2 separate regions of the Homo sapiens genome follow, and region 2 is linked to region 1. Evidence: read pairs that join two places in POLR2A ChIA-PET (ENCODE). Cell type or tissue: PC-9. All regions are shown on one strand. Links, peaks and the distances in the headings refer to the core of each region. The heading gives the core; the rest is flanking DNA. Region 1 has its middle 6.6 kb from the start of EPO. Region 2 holds the start of MUC12-AS1 (MUC12 antisense RNA 1).

The links. Peaks named below come from ENCODE experiments on the same cell type or tissue, not always from the same donor. Only the 100,000 strongest peaks of a DNase experiment are listed, where the experiment ranks them.
Region 2: POLR2A ChIA-PET joins it to region 1 with 6 read pairs; 3 of 35 experiments call an interaction of 5 or more read pairs at or near these places.

The regions. Positions count from the first base shown.
Region 1 is chr7:100,710,972-100,716,705 of GRCh38, forward strand. No RefSeq gene overlaps it. Among named protein-coding and RNA genes, the nearest start is that of EPO, 6.6 kb to the right of the region's middle. In PC-9, for the core only: no CTCF peak of the experiment used is centred there; no DNase peak of the experiment used is centred there.
Region 2 is chr7:101,011,567-101,019,826 of GRCh38, forward strand. MUC12 (mucin 12, cell surface associated) reads left to right here. Exons shown (of 12, transcript NM_001164462.2): 6 at 730-881; 7 at 1,253-1,324; 8 at 1,414-1,576; 9 at 2,347-2,508; 10 at 4,049-4,125; 11 at 6,009-6,097; 12 at 7,029-7,370. The coding sequence ends at 7,070. It overlaps MUC12-AS1 (MUC12 antisense RNA 1), which reads right to left and starts at 6,042. Exons shown (of 3, transcript NR_120520.1): 1 at 5,849-6,042; 2 at 3,632-3,701; 3 at 2,754-2,873. RefSeq lists enhancers at 3,705-4,373, 5,806-5,855, 5,926-6,075, 7,266-7,415 and a silencer at 6,922-7,216. In PC-9, for the core only: no CTCF peak of the experiment used is centred there; DNase peaks (open chromatin) are centred at 5,615 and 6,095; H3K4me3 peaks cover 297 bases; H3K27me3 peaks cover 236 bases.

The sequences.
Region 1 (5,734 bases), core at 1,735-5,734:
TGACTGAGGGCTTGTGAAACAGCAAGAACCTGTCTCAAAAAACAGTGGGCAGGGAGGGGATTAATGAATAGGCAGCTACGTTCTGGGACTGGAGGGACTCGAGGTGGCTAGAAAGCAAGAGGTACTGGGAGACAAGGCTGCAGACATTTCTTTTTTTTTTTTTTTTTTTTGAGACAGAGTCTCTATCGCCAGGCTGGAGTGCAGTGGCGTGATCTTCGCTCACTGCAACCTCCGACTCCCTGGTTCAAGCGATTCTCCTGCCTCAGCCTCCCAAGTAGCTGAGTAGCTGGGATTACAGGTGCGCACCACCACACCCAGCTAATTTTTGTATTTTTAGTAAAGACGGGGTTTCACCATGTTGGCCAGGATGGTCTCGATCTCCTGACCTCGTGATCTGCCCGCCTACGGCCTCCCAAAGTGCTGGGATAACAGGCGTGAGCCACCGTACCTGGCTGGCTGCGGACATTTCTATCAGGCCACATCCTTTCCATCAGCCTGACTGCAAGGCTTCCTTGCCCGGGAGCCCCCCAGTAGCCGAGCGGGGAGCCGGCAGGAAGCTGGATGGAGCTGTGTCTCCCTGCACGTATGTGCTCCGGGCCTGAGCCCAGCAGAGGTGGTGGCAGGCAGCCTTTCCCATCTGGTTTGTTTTGGCAGTTCCCTCCTGCAGCCTATTTGTTTGTTGTTTCTACTCCATGTTTTCTCACTGCTTGCCAGTGGGGCTTCCCTCAGTGGCAGTTCTGCAGAAACAGACCTCCACATTGCCACTGAAGGAAGAGTGGGGCCTGGGGCTCACTCTTTTGTGTGTGGGGGGGCGTGAACCAGGCTCCTGCATCTACTAGAGTCCATGCAGGGCAGGTGGGGCAGGGAACCCTGCCTGCAGGCCCGACCGTAGGGAGGCTAGCTCCAGCCTCTGTTCTCCTCCCTCTACTGGCTCTCCAAAGTGACTTCCATCAAAGCTTGGGAGGCCAGAAACAGTGAGCCACGTCTCTTTGTAATCCCAGCACTTTGGGAGGCCCAGGCAGGCAGATCACCTGAGGTTAGGAGTTCAAGACCAGCCTGGCCAACATGGTGAAACCCCGTCTCTACTGAAAATACAAAATTAGCTGGGCGTGGTGGCAGGCGCCTGTAATCCCAGCTACTCAGGAGGCTGAGGCAGGAGAACTGCTTGAACCCGGGAGGTGGAGGTTGCAGTGCACCAAGATTGTGCCATTGCACTCCAGCCTGGGTGACAGAGGGAGACTCAGTCTCAAAAAGAAAAAAGCTTGAAAAACGGGAGAGGGGTGAGGAGATGGAGGCAGAAGGTGTGTGCAAATGCAATGCCCTGCCCTCCTTTTTACATTTTATTTATTTATTTATTTATTTTAGAGACAGGGTCTCACTCTGTAGCCTAGGCTGGAGTGCAATGGTACAATCATAGCTCACTGCAACCTCAAACTTCTAGGCTCAAGCAATCCTGCCTCAGCCTCCCAGGTAGTTAGGACTACAGGCAAAAAAAAAAAAAAAAGAGCTACTATTGTTTTCTTTGTTTGTTTATCTGTTTGTTTTGAGACGGAGTTGTGCTCTTGTTGCCCAGGCTGGAATGCAATGGCGTGATCTCAGCTCACTGCAACCTCCGCCTCCTGGATTCAACTGATTCTCCTGCCTCAGCCTCCTGAGTAGCTGGGATTACAGGCACGTTCCACCAAGCCCGGCTACTTTTTGTATTTTTAGTAGAGGCAGGGTTTCTCCGTGTTTGCCAGGCTGGTCTCGAACTCGTGACCTCAGGTGATCCGCCTGCCTCAGCCTCCCAAAGTTCTGAGATTACAGGCGTGAGCCACTGCGCCCGGCCAAGAGCTAGTATTGTTTAGTATGAAGCCATTTTGCTAAGAAATGGTTTTAGGCTTCTTAATAGGAATGGGGAGAAGTGAAGGAAGGCAATTTTGTGTGCGTTTAATTCTCAAGTCTGAGTTATTAGTAGAAACTAACAACTGAGCCAGACTCAGTTGTGGCTCGCATAGCAGGGAAGGGGACGGGACCTTGAAATATTAAGTGGTTTGATCAGGCTGATGATCCTGCTAGAGAAGCCCAGCACTTTGTCCCAGGTGAGTTTCTGGTGCTTGGTCAGGAGTTGAGGGAAAAATGGTGTTTCACAAACCCTCAAACCACTAGAGAGGTTGGACGAGAACGTGTCAATTGTAGTTCCTTAGGAAACAGATGTCCAATTGCACAGAGATTTGGGATGAGGCAAAGGTCATCCTACCAGAAGGAAGCCTGTGAAAATGGCCACTTAAGGTCCCAAGACCCTAATGACATTATGGGTGTTTTTCAGTTTATGTGTTTGAGTTTAGCGCTGTTTTCTAATTTTGGTCACGTATTGTTTTTGTAATGAGCAAAAGTTCATCATAAAAGTTGCTTTTTTTTTTTTTTTGAGACAGAGTCTGGCTCTGTCGCCCAGGCTGGAGTCCAGTGGCACAATCTTGGCTCACCGCAACCTCCGCCTCTCGAGTTCAAGTGATTCTTCTGCCTCAGCCTCCTGAGTAGCTGGGACTATAGGTGTGCGCCACCATGCCCAGCTAATTTTTGTATTTTTAGCAGAGATGGGGTTTCACCATATTGGCCAGGCTGGTCTTGAACTCCTGACCTCGTGATCCGCCCGTCTCAGCCCCCAAAGTGCTGGGATTACAGGCGTGAGCCACCGTGCCCGGCCTAAGTGAGCTCTTCTGCTCGTGTCTTAGTTCATCAACCAGCAAATAATTTTTCCCTTTTCAGGGAAGTATATTTGTCTAATAGCAAACAAGACTAATAGACTGAGTTGGAAGGAATCTAGCAGGTCCTGTGAAGGCGAAAGTCCACCCTCTGTTTGCATTCTTCAAGTGACAAGACGGTTGCCTTTTCTTAAGGGAGCAGAGGCTTGTTATAGAGGAGACAGCAAGCCATTCTCCTCTGCATCATCCATGTATCCACTGACCCATTCATTCATCAGATATTTATTAGTTAGTGGAACGGGCAATAAAATAACTTCTTGAGGTATCTCATCAGTTTTATTTTTACTTATTTAGAGATGGGTCTTGCTCAGTTCCCCAGGCTCGAGTGCAGTGGCATGATCATAGCTCACTGCAACCTCGACCTCCTAGGTTCAAATGATCATCCTTCCTCAGCCTCCCAAGTAGCTGTGACACCAGGCATGTGCCGCCATGCCTGGCTAACTTCTTTATTTTTTATATAAAAAATATAACTCTATAAAAAATAACTTCTTTATTTTTTATAGAGCCAGGGTCTCACTGTGTTGCCCCGGCTGGTCTTGAACTCCTGGCCTCAAATGATCACCTTAGCTTTCCAAAGTGCTGAAATTATAGGTGTGAGCCACCTCACCCGGCCCCTCATCAGTTTGATAACTAACTCCTTGATCACCTTACTTAGAGAACAAAGGATCAGTCAGGAATAGGCTTCATAAAACTTTGGTAGGCCAGGTGCGGTAAAGGATTTTCCTTTGAGGACTTTGGCAAAGGATTTTCCTTTGGTTCTCCAGCAGGAATCCCTTCTTCAGCATCTTTTTTTTTTTTTAAGAAAGGGTGTTGTTCTTTCGCCCAGGCTGGAGTGCAGTGGTGCGATCATAGCTAACTGCAGCTTCCAACTCCTGGGCTCAAGCAATCCTCCAACCTCAGCCTCCCGAGTAGCTGGGACTACAGGCATGTGCCAGCATGCCTAACAAATTTTCTGTAGAGACAGGGTCTCCCTATGTTGCCCAGACTGGTCTCAAACTCCTGGGCTCAAGGGATCCTCCCTCCTTAGCCTCCTAAAGTGCTGGGATTCCAGGCGTGAGCTACCGTGCCTGGCCCTCCAGCATTCTTGCTTCCTTCACAGTTCCCCAAAGGCCACCCAACAAGGTCCCCAGCCACCTCCCCTCCCAGCACAGAAGGTCTTCTGGGCCTCTGGCTGAACTCGAGCTGAGCTGAGAAGCCACTGCTTGGAAATGAGGAGGGAAAGAGAAGCCAGGAGGCCCCCCTTCCCAAGTCCGACTCCAGGCAGCTGGGGCTCCGTGCTGCCTGGGGGTCTGGGACAGCTCGGGGGGCTGTAAATTTGCTTCTGCTTGGATTTCCAATCTGAATCCACTGCCAGGAGGAATCCGTGGAGCAGAGCCTGCCTCCACACCCGCCATCCTCCTGTCACAACTGGCCCTTTTCAAACCCTGCCTCAGTGGCTGCCTGCTCAGGAAGTGCATGGAAGCTTCACACGCCCCAGGATCCCAGGGAGCTGGGTTGACCGGGGGATGGCTCAGTGCCCCCTCTAGGTTGGGTTCTTCTCTGAGCATGTAGTGGAGGGACCACATAATGCAATCCACACTTGGGTGGTTACCACAGAAAAGGGACATGCTGGACGCTTGGTAGACAGAAAAATGCATCAGAACTTCCATACGCAGCCCTTCGCTCTCTTCGATGACTAGGGCACCTGCACTACGTGACTCCAGACGGTACCATTCCCTTCAGAGTCTCTATGGATGCCCCTGGGAGTTGGGCAGTGCTCATCTTTGACGGCTGTCCATGGCGGTCCTGCCAGTGAGATGCCTAAGACATGTACATAAATGACGGCAGTGCCAGGGAAGGAGACGATTTCCTGCTGGGAGATCAAGAAAGGCTTCATGGAGGAGGCGATGCACAGATTTGGGCTTTAAAGAAAACGAGGAGATGGTGTGGGAGGGTAATCCAGGATGAGCCAAGGGCAGGAAGGCACAAACCATCTCCTGTGGTGGAGGGAGTGGGAGTGAGCAAAGCGGGAGAACAGCCTGGAACATGAAGTGAATGGTAGACCTTGGAGGGTCTCAGTTCTGAGGCAATAGGAAGCCGTGACAGGTTCCTGCTCAGGGAATTAGCACAAATGAGGCTGTTCAGTGGGAAAGTTAATTGAGCAGCAGGGTTAGGGATTAACTGGAGGGGTCAATGAGGAGATGCTCTGCAGTGGTCCTGGGCCTGTGGGTCAGCATCTGCTAGAAGATGAAGAGCAGGCAGATGACGGGGGTGGGGGGCACTGGGCAGGGGGATGGTGGGCATTGGTCGGGGAGCCCCATGGAGCTTCTTGTTTTCTTCCTGTTCCTCAAGGACAGATGAATGGACCCTGCATTGCTCAGTATCCAAGAGGCTCTGGGCTCCAAACCAGCCTCTCCCCTCTTAGCAGAATTACTATGGCTTCAAGCCGGGTGTGGTGGCTCACGCCTGTAATCCCAGCACTTTGGGAGGCCGAGGCGGGCGGATCACTTGAGGTTGGGAGTTCGAGACCAGCCTGGCCAACATGGCGAAACCCCATCTCTACTGAAAATACAAAAATTACCGGGCGTGGTGGCACATGCCTGTAATTCCAGCTACTCGGGAGGCTGAGGCAGGAGAATTGCTTGAACCCGGGAGGTGGAGGTTGCAGTGAGCTGAGATAATGGCACCACTGCACTCCAGCCTGGGCAATAGAGTGAGACTCCATCTCAAAAAGAGAATTACTATGGCTTCGGATTGGGTATGGGGTGGACCAAGATCCTCTCCTCCCTCCCAAGCTGCAATCACAGCTCTCTCTCCAGAAGCCCCAGGGGACAAGGCAGTCACTACTCCTATCCAGCAGGCTACAGCATTTAGAGGCTGGTGCCCCTGGCCCATCTCTCACTCCTCTTCAACTGCAGACAAGGATGCAGGGACCCCCGAGAAGCTGTGTGAGGGGAGGGGCAGGTCCCACAGCCCAAAAGGCTCCTCCTCCTCCAGCTGTGTCCACCCCA
Region 2 (8,260 bases), core at 3,706-7,705, 300 kb after region 1:
GTGCACTAACTTGGCTGGCTAATTTTTGTATTTTTTGTAGAGATGGGGTCTCATCATGTTGCCCAGGCTGGTCTTGAACTCCTGGCCTCAAGCAGTCCTCCCACCTCGGCCTCCCAAATTGCTGGGATGACAGGCATGAGCCACCGCACTTCCTGCCCTGTACTTCCTTTTTAAGGCTAAATAATATTCCACAATAGACCACATTTGTTTCTCCATTTGTCTGTTGATGGACCCTTGGTTTGCTTCCACCTTTTGGCTATGGTAAATAATGCTACTAAAAACACAAGGGTACAAATATAAATTCAAGACCTGCTTTCAGTTATTTTGTATATATACCCAGAAGTAGAATTGCTGGATCATGCATTAATTCTATTTTAAATTTTTTGAGGAGCTCCATACTGTTTTCCATAGCAGCTGCACTATTTTACTTTCGCATCAACAGGACACAGGGATTCAAATTTCTCCACTTGTTCATCCAAGAGCCACTATTTTGCGAGAGATGAATTTCACTCATTGGCATTTATCATGATCACTGATATGTGAGATCTTGAATCGTTTCGCTCTCCTCCCTCTGTCTGGGTGGTTAGCTGCTGGAGGGAAGACTCTGTATTCTTTCTCACCTCTGGGTCACATGGCAGCTTCATCTCCCATTACCACTCTGGGTGCTTGGGCTCCACTTGCTGGCTGGGTGGTGACATGGGTAACTGATGAAACGATTCCCACTTCCAGCAACGGTAGCATCGTGGTCAAGAACGATGTCATCCTGGAGGCAGACTACACTTTAGAGTATGAGGAACTGTTTGAAAACCTGGCAGAGATTGTAAAGGCCAAGATTATGAATGAAACTAGAACAACTCTTCTTGATCCTGATTCCTGCAGAAGTAAGCTCACCTAAAACCCCTTGACACCTGTGGGTGTCTTGGAGATCGTGACCTTGACCTCTCCCTCCTCTACGTCTTCTTTCTTCTGGTACTCCCAAGACTTCTGCCACAGGAACCCAGAAGCCAGGCCCAGGGTGCCTTCCCCAGATCCCAAAGCTGCTCCCAACAGCCCCCTCTCGGTCCCAGGCTGAGGCTATCATATCCCCATTTGAGCCTCCTCACAAGCCCAGCTGCATGTCTAGGGTGGGCAAAGACTCCCACGGGCATTGGCCCAGGGGAGGGCATGGTATAGAAGAGAGAGGCCTGGCTACCCCCAGGGAGGCAGAGGGAAGTGTTTCTATTCCATCTTCCTTCCCATCCACTCTCGGCAGAGGCCATACTGTGCTATAGTGAAGAGGACACTTTCGTGGATTCATCGGTGACTCCGGGCTTTGACTTCCAGGGTAAGCGACTACGTGGAGCGTGGGCACTAAGAGTGGGGGCTGGGATGCTTTGGCCAGGCTCATGCATGCTGCCCGCCCCTCTCCCTCAGAGCAATGCACCCAGAAGGCTGCCGAAGGATATACCCAGTTCTACTATGTGGATGTCTTGGATGGGAAGCTGGCCTGTGTGAACAAGTGCACCAAAGGAACGAAGTCGCAAATGAACTGTAACCTGGGCACATGTCAGCTGCAACGCAGTGGCCCCCGCTGCCTGTGAGTGTCCCCATAAGCCCAGCACCCACTCTGTCCTGGTGATAGGGCCCTCCCCCTCCCCAGCAGTCACCCACAGGGTTGGGGGATTGAGTAGAGCTTGGGAGGTGCCTCCTCCCCACTCCTGGACATACCTCTCCCCTGTAATCTCATTCCCACCCCCCACACCCACAAGAGTGAGGAGTAGGAGTAGATTATAGACATAGAGGTCCCAAAGCTGGGCAATCCCTTCCTGAGAAAGTTCATGCTGTCAATTTCCAAATCTATCTCTATCTCTATCTTTGTCTGTATCTCTATCTCTATCTCTATCTTTGTATCTCTATCTCAATCTCTATATCTGTCTATATTGTTAATTTCCCTTATGTCATCTCTGCCATGCTGTCAAGATTACCTCTAGCTGCAGCCACAGCACTAAGTCCACAGACCATAAATTAAGGTGCAAAAGAAAAACCATGATAACAGGCCCATTTAGGTAGCAGATGCTTAGAGATTAGGTGGGTGAATGGTACGTGTCTGGGACGAGACACCCAACACTCTCAGGTCCCCTTGAGCCCTAGTCATTTGAATTCCTGATCTGCAGTCTCCAGGTCCCCCCAACTCCCTCAGTGCCCATCAGCCTGAGGAAGTCAGGGACCCAGGCTCTCTGGGGGCTGAGCTCCAGCCGTTGGAGTGAGGGAGATCTGGTTTCCTGTGCTTAGGAGAGTGGGTTAACCCTTGGGATATTGGATGTGAGGGATCCCAGGGGATCAGCGTGAGCTTGTCTGTGTCCCCAGGTGCCCAAATACGAACACACACTGGTACTGGGGAGAGACCTGTGAATTCAACATCGCCAAGAGCCTCGTGTATGGGATCGTGGGGGCTGTGATGGCGGTGCTGCTGCTCGCATTGATCATCCTAATCATCTTATTCAGCCTATCCCAGAGAAAACGGCACAGGTGAGCTTGTGAGGCCAGCACCGCAGGCCCACACAGAGGGGACAGATCCTGGGGTGGCCACTGTCTGAATGTCCTAAGGCTCTGCTCCTTCCAGGCCAGCAATCAGAGAGGTCAGCTGAGGCCAGATGGGGTGCCCAGACCCTCCCAGCCCTGGGTGCAGCAAAGGGCGGCCTTCCTGTAGGATACATCAATTTGGCAGTGTTTTAGTCCATTTTGTGCTATTATAACAGAATACCACCACTGGGTAATTGATAAACAATAGAAGTTTATTTGGCTCACAGTTCTGGAGGCTGGGAAGTCCAAGATCAAGGGGCTGCATCTGGTGAGGACTTTCTTGCTGCATCACAGCATGGCAACATGGCAGTCTGCAGCACATGGACAGAGAGGAAGAGAGGGCTGAACTCACTTTTTTTTTTTCTTTAAGAGACAGGGTCTTGCTGTCACCCAGGCTGGAGTGCAGTGGCATGATCTCGGCTCACTGCAACCTCCGCCTCCCAGGTTGAAGTGATTCTCATGCCTCAGCCTCTCGAGTAGCTGGGATTACAAGTGCATTCCACCATGCCTGGCTAATTTTTGTATTTTTAGTAGAAACGGGGTTTCACCATGTTGGCCAGGCTGGTCTTGAACTCCTGACCTTGAGTGATCCACCCACCCTGGCTTCCCAAAGTGCTGGGATTACAGGTGTGAGCCACCGTGCCCGGCCTTAAATTAAATTAAATTAAATTAAATTAAATTAAATTAAATTAAATGTGTTGTAGAAATAGGGTCTCACTATATTGCCCCGGCTGGTCTGAAACTCCTGGCCTCAAGCAGTCCTCTCACCTCAGCCTACAAAGTTGTTGGGATTACAGGTGTGAGCTGTCACCCCTGGCTGTCTGAACTCGCTTTTATTACACACCCACTTTTGAGATAATGATGTTAATCTATTCATGAGGACAGCACCTTCATGACCTAATCATGTCTTCAAGGTCCTACCTCTCAGCATTGCTGCCTTGGGGATTAAATTTCCAACACATGAACTCTAAGGGACACATTCAAACCATAACACAGAGAATGGAAACAGAAGCTTATGTGTGGAAATTAGACTATGTAATGACATTCCCTGTAGTTAGTTATCACTCACCTTGGCCACCACAGAGCACAGCACCACATGGGGAAGCTGAGATGGAGCGTCTGGGTCTCACTTTTCCCAGCTGTAAAATGGGATAAGATGCACCTGTGAAGGTTGCTGGGAAACCCTGGCACAGTACCTGACCCGAAGTCAGCAACTGAAGGGAGCTACCCTACGCCCCCATCTCATGGATATGGAAACTGAGGGCCACTAAAGGGAGTGAGGGGCAGCCAGGAGGCCTGGCCAGTGCTTGCCTTGGTAGAAGGGAAGCCATGGTGATGCTACTTTTTGTTCTCTGCCATCATCGCTGCCATCTCTGACTCGGGGTGTGGCTGTGACTGTCCCCTCGAGGGAAGCTGAAGGTCAGGGTCCACCAAGTCCCTCCTCAGCCTCCTTGCCTACAGCTGCTCAAGGCATTTCTGTCTGCAGGGAACAGTATGATGTGCCTCAAGAGTGGCGAAAGGAAGGCACCCCTGGCATCTTCCAGAAGACGGCCATCTGGGAAGGTACCTCTAGTTAAGGGCAAGGAGATGAGCAGAGCTGGAGGGTGAAGAAAGGCAGGGCGGTGCCTGTGCCTGTGGGGGTGACGTGGGGTCCAGCCCCCCTTTGGGGTGGCTGTGACTGACAGCCCGTTCCCTACCTGCCGCTGCAGCCCCGGACCCAGACACCACCCCTGCTGTGTGCAAGAGTGCAGGAGTGGTTGAGAACCAGATCTTGCCCCCAGAGACCAACTCAGTGAGGGCATCCAGTGCACACTCAGCTAAGCGGGGTGATAGGGCCATTCCCAGGGCAGAGGGAGCAGAGGGGTGGACCTGACCCAGCCTGGGTGGGGATAGGGGGTCAGATTAGCCCCCAGGTGAGACTGACTCTTGAATAGGTGAGTAAGCAGGTGTGCTTCCTCCTTCAACACAGTGGGAGCCCAGTAAGCAGGGAGGCCTTATCCCAGTGAGGACAAGGGAAAGGGCACCCCAGGCAGGGGGCACTGCATGAGAAACGCCTGCAGTTGGGAAGGAGCTTGCTTTTGGCGGGGAAGGGAAGGCAGGTCAATCTCACAAAGAAAGAGTGAGGGACGTGAGGTTGGCAGGGCTTTGGGAATGGGGTGGGGGGTTGAGGGGCTTTGGCCGCCCACCTTTTTTTGTGAGACAGAGTCTCACTCTGTCACCCAGGCTGGAGTACAGTGGCACAATCTTGGCTCACTGCAACTTCTGTCTCCCAGGTTCAAGCGATTCTCCTGCCCTCAGCCTCCCTAGTAGCTGTGATTACAGGCATGCCACCACGCGTGGCTAATTTTTGTATTTTTAGTAGAGACTGTAGAGACAGGGTTTCATCATGTTGGCCAGGCTGGTCTCGAACTCCAGACCTTAGGTGATCCGCCCGCCTTGGCCTCCCAAAGTGCTGGGATTACAGGCGTGAACCACCATGCCCGGTCACATTTTGAATTTTTTTTACTCAAAAGGCCATTCAGGGAGCACTAAAGCAGGGAGACCAGGTGGAGGAAGTGAGGCTGAGGGGGTGGGGGGAGGGAGAGGAGACGCAGCCTGGTGGAGATGAGGCTGAGTGGGTGGGAGAGGGAGAGGGAGTGAGGGAGGATTTCCGGGATTGTCCGAGCTGACCCTTGGGCCCCGAAGGATGGGGGAGAAGCAGCCGGTGGAGCACACTGAGTTGGGGGGCTGGTGGGTGCTGAGGAGGAGGCTGCAAGGCTCGTGCCTGTCTGAATCTCCGGGAGGGGTCTGCAGCCTGAACCACGTACTGGAATAGAGGTTTGTCCATTCATCGGGGAGAATGCAGAGTGAGAAGTGAGGAGGGTGAAAGGAGAACCCCCCCCCAGGAGCCCCCGTAGAAGGACAGGTAGGGCATGAGGACCCCGATCTAGGAGGACGCAGGAAAAGAGGGGTCAGAGGTGCAGGGAGAGCCCCGGAGTCCAGAGAGTGAGTGGTTCTGCGGGACCAGGAAGTAAGTGATCGCTGTGCTCCGGGAGGATGCTGGAAGAAGATTCCAGACGCAGCTTTTTTGCCTGCTATGGTTACCGTTGCTATGAAGGAGGGCGGCCCTGCTGACCCAGAGCCAGCCCTGTCTCCCGCTCCACTCTGACCTCACCCCTGAGTCCAGGGCTGAACGCACGCTCCTCCGTGGCCCCCGCTTCCACCCCGTGCATGTGGGGGGCTTCTGCTCCGCTCCCTCCTGTTCCGGGGTCCAGCGGGCGGCTCCCCAGGCAGGCTCTGCACTTACCCGCAGCCCAGTGATGCAGGGTCGGAGGGGTGGTCGGCAGTGGGAAAGGGCGTAGGGCAGATGCCGGGCTGACTCTTCCTTTTGCCAGAGGAAATCCCCTCTGCCCCCTAGTCCTCCCCCTACCAAGGCTCCCATCACTCATCACGGCCTCTCCCTACAGACCAGAATCTGAGGGAGAGCAGATTCGGCCTTGAGAACGCCTACAACAACTTCCGGCCCACCCTGGAGACTGTTGACTCTGGCACAGAGGTGACTCAGCTGCGAGCTGCCCCCACCCCCTGAGGCTGCTCCACTTCCTCTGGGGTTCCCTCTTCCCCCGGGACTCCCTTCTCCCCCTGGGACTCCCTTCTCCCCCTGGGACTCCCTCCCTTCCCCCTGGGACCCCTTCCCTTTCCCTTCCCCCTGGGACTCCCTTCCTCCCCCTGGGACCCCTTCCTTTCCCCCTGGGACTCCCTCCCTCCCCCTGGGACCCCTTCCCTTCCCCCTGGGACTCCCTCCCTCCCCCTGGGACCCCTTCCCTTCCCCCTGGGATTCCCTCCCTCCCCCTGGGACCCCTTCCCTTCCCCCTGGGACTCCCTCCCTCCCCCTGGGACCCCTTCCCTTCCCCCTGGGACTCCCTCCCTCCCCCTGGGACCCCTTCCCTTCCCCCTGGGACTCCCTCCCTCCCCCTGGGACCCCTCCCTTCCCCCCTGGATTCCCTCCCTCCCCCTGGGACCCCTTCCCCTTCCCCCTGGGACTCCCTCCCCTCCCCCTGGGACCCCTTCCCTTCCCCCTGGGACTCCCTCCCTCCCCCTGGGACCCCTTCCCTTCCCCCGGGACTCCCTCCCTTCCCCCGGGACTCCCTCCTCCCCCAGGACTCCCTCCTCTCCTTAGGACTCCCTCCCTCTCCCTGGGACACTCTCCCTACCCCTGGGACTCCCTTCTCCCCCTAGGACTCCCTCCCTTCTCCTGGGACTCCCTCCTCCCCCAGGACTCCCTCCTCACCCTGGGGCCACCCCTTCCCCTGGGACTCCCCCCTCCCCCGCCACTCCCTCCTCTCCCTAGGACTCCCTCCCTCCCCCTGGGACTCCCTCCCTCCCCCTGGGGTTCCCTCCTCCCCGCCAGGGCTCCCTCTTCCTCCTGGGGCTCCCCCTTTCCCGGGTCTGCCCCTTGGCCTCACCTCTTCTCTCCCGTCCCCCAGCTCCACATCCAGAGGCCGGAGATGGTAGCATCCACTGTGTGAGCCAACGGGGGCCTCCCACCCTCATCTAGCTCTGTTCAGGAGAGCTGCAAACACAGAGCCCACCACAAGCCTCCGGGGCGGGTCAAGAGGAGACCGAAGTCAGGCCCTGAAGCCGGTCCTGCTCTGAGCTGACAGACTTGGCCAGTCCCCTGCCTGTGCTCCTGCTGGGGAAGGCTGGGGGCTGTAAGCCTCTCCATCCGGGAGCTTCCAGACTCCCAGAAGCCTCGGCACCCCTGTCTCCTCCTGGGTGGCTCCCCACTCTGGAATTTCCCTACCAATAAAAGCAAATCTGAAAGCTCAGAATGAGAAGTGAGAGGTTTCCTTCTCCTCCTTCTGCAGTTGGGGTCAGGTTAGGGGTCAGAGCCCTCCTGGGATGGGATTTCTCCCAGGACTGGCTGCTGAATGGGGCATGGAACGAATGCTCTGGGCCCCTTCCTGTGTCTTTGCAGGGAGCCCCCTCCCCGGCTCCAGTCAGGACAGGTCTAGGCCTGCCTCTGCTGAGGTCCCTGTGGCAGAAAAGCCTAATGTCAGGTTCTGGGGACAGGAGAGGACCTCAGATTCAACCCCAGTTGGCCAGGGAGTGAGCACTTGGCTCTGCTGAGCTTGCACAAGGCAGGGTCACTCCAGATGGCCATGGGAGCTGTGCTTACCTCGGAACCCACAGACCAAACCCAAGAACTCCCTGCCCAGGCATGGCCATGTCTTCAGGGCATACTCATAGGACAATAAGAAGGGTTATTTTATTTATTTATTTTTGCCGAGACAGAGTCTTGCTCTGTTGCCCAGGCTGGAGTACGGAGGCACGATCTTGGCTCTCTGCAACCTCCGCCTCCCAGGTTCAAGCGATTCTCCTGCCTCAGCCTCCTGAGTAGCTGGGATTACAGGCGCCCGCCACCAAGTCTGGCTGATTTTTGTATTTTTAGTAGAGATGGTGTTTCATCATGTTGGCCAGGTTGGTCTCAAACTCCTCATCTCAAGTGATCTTCCCGCGTCAGCCTCCCAAAGTGCTGGGATTACAGGTGTGAGCCACCATACCCGGCCAATAAGAAGGGTTAGAAAAGAGACAAAGGGGGTGTCCCTGCTAGGGGTTAGGGTCAAATGCAGGTGGTACCCTCCTCCTTTCCCAGCTCAGGCCCAGTCCCTCTTGCCCATCTCCCACCACCCTCGGTCGGGGGATCTCATCAGTTCCC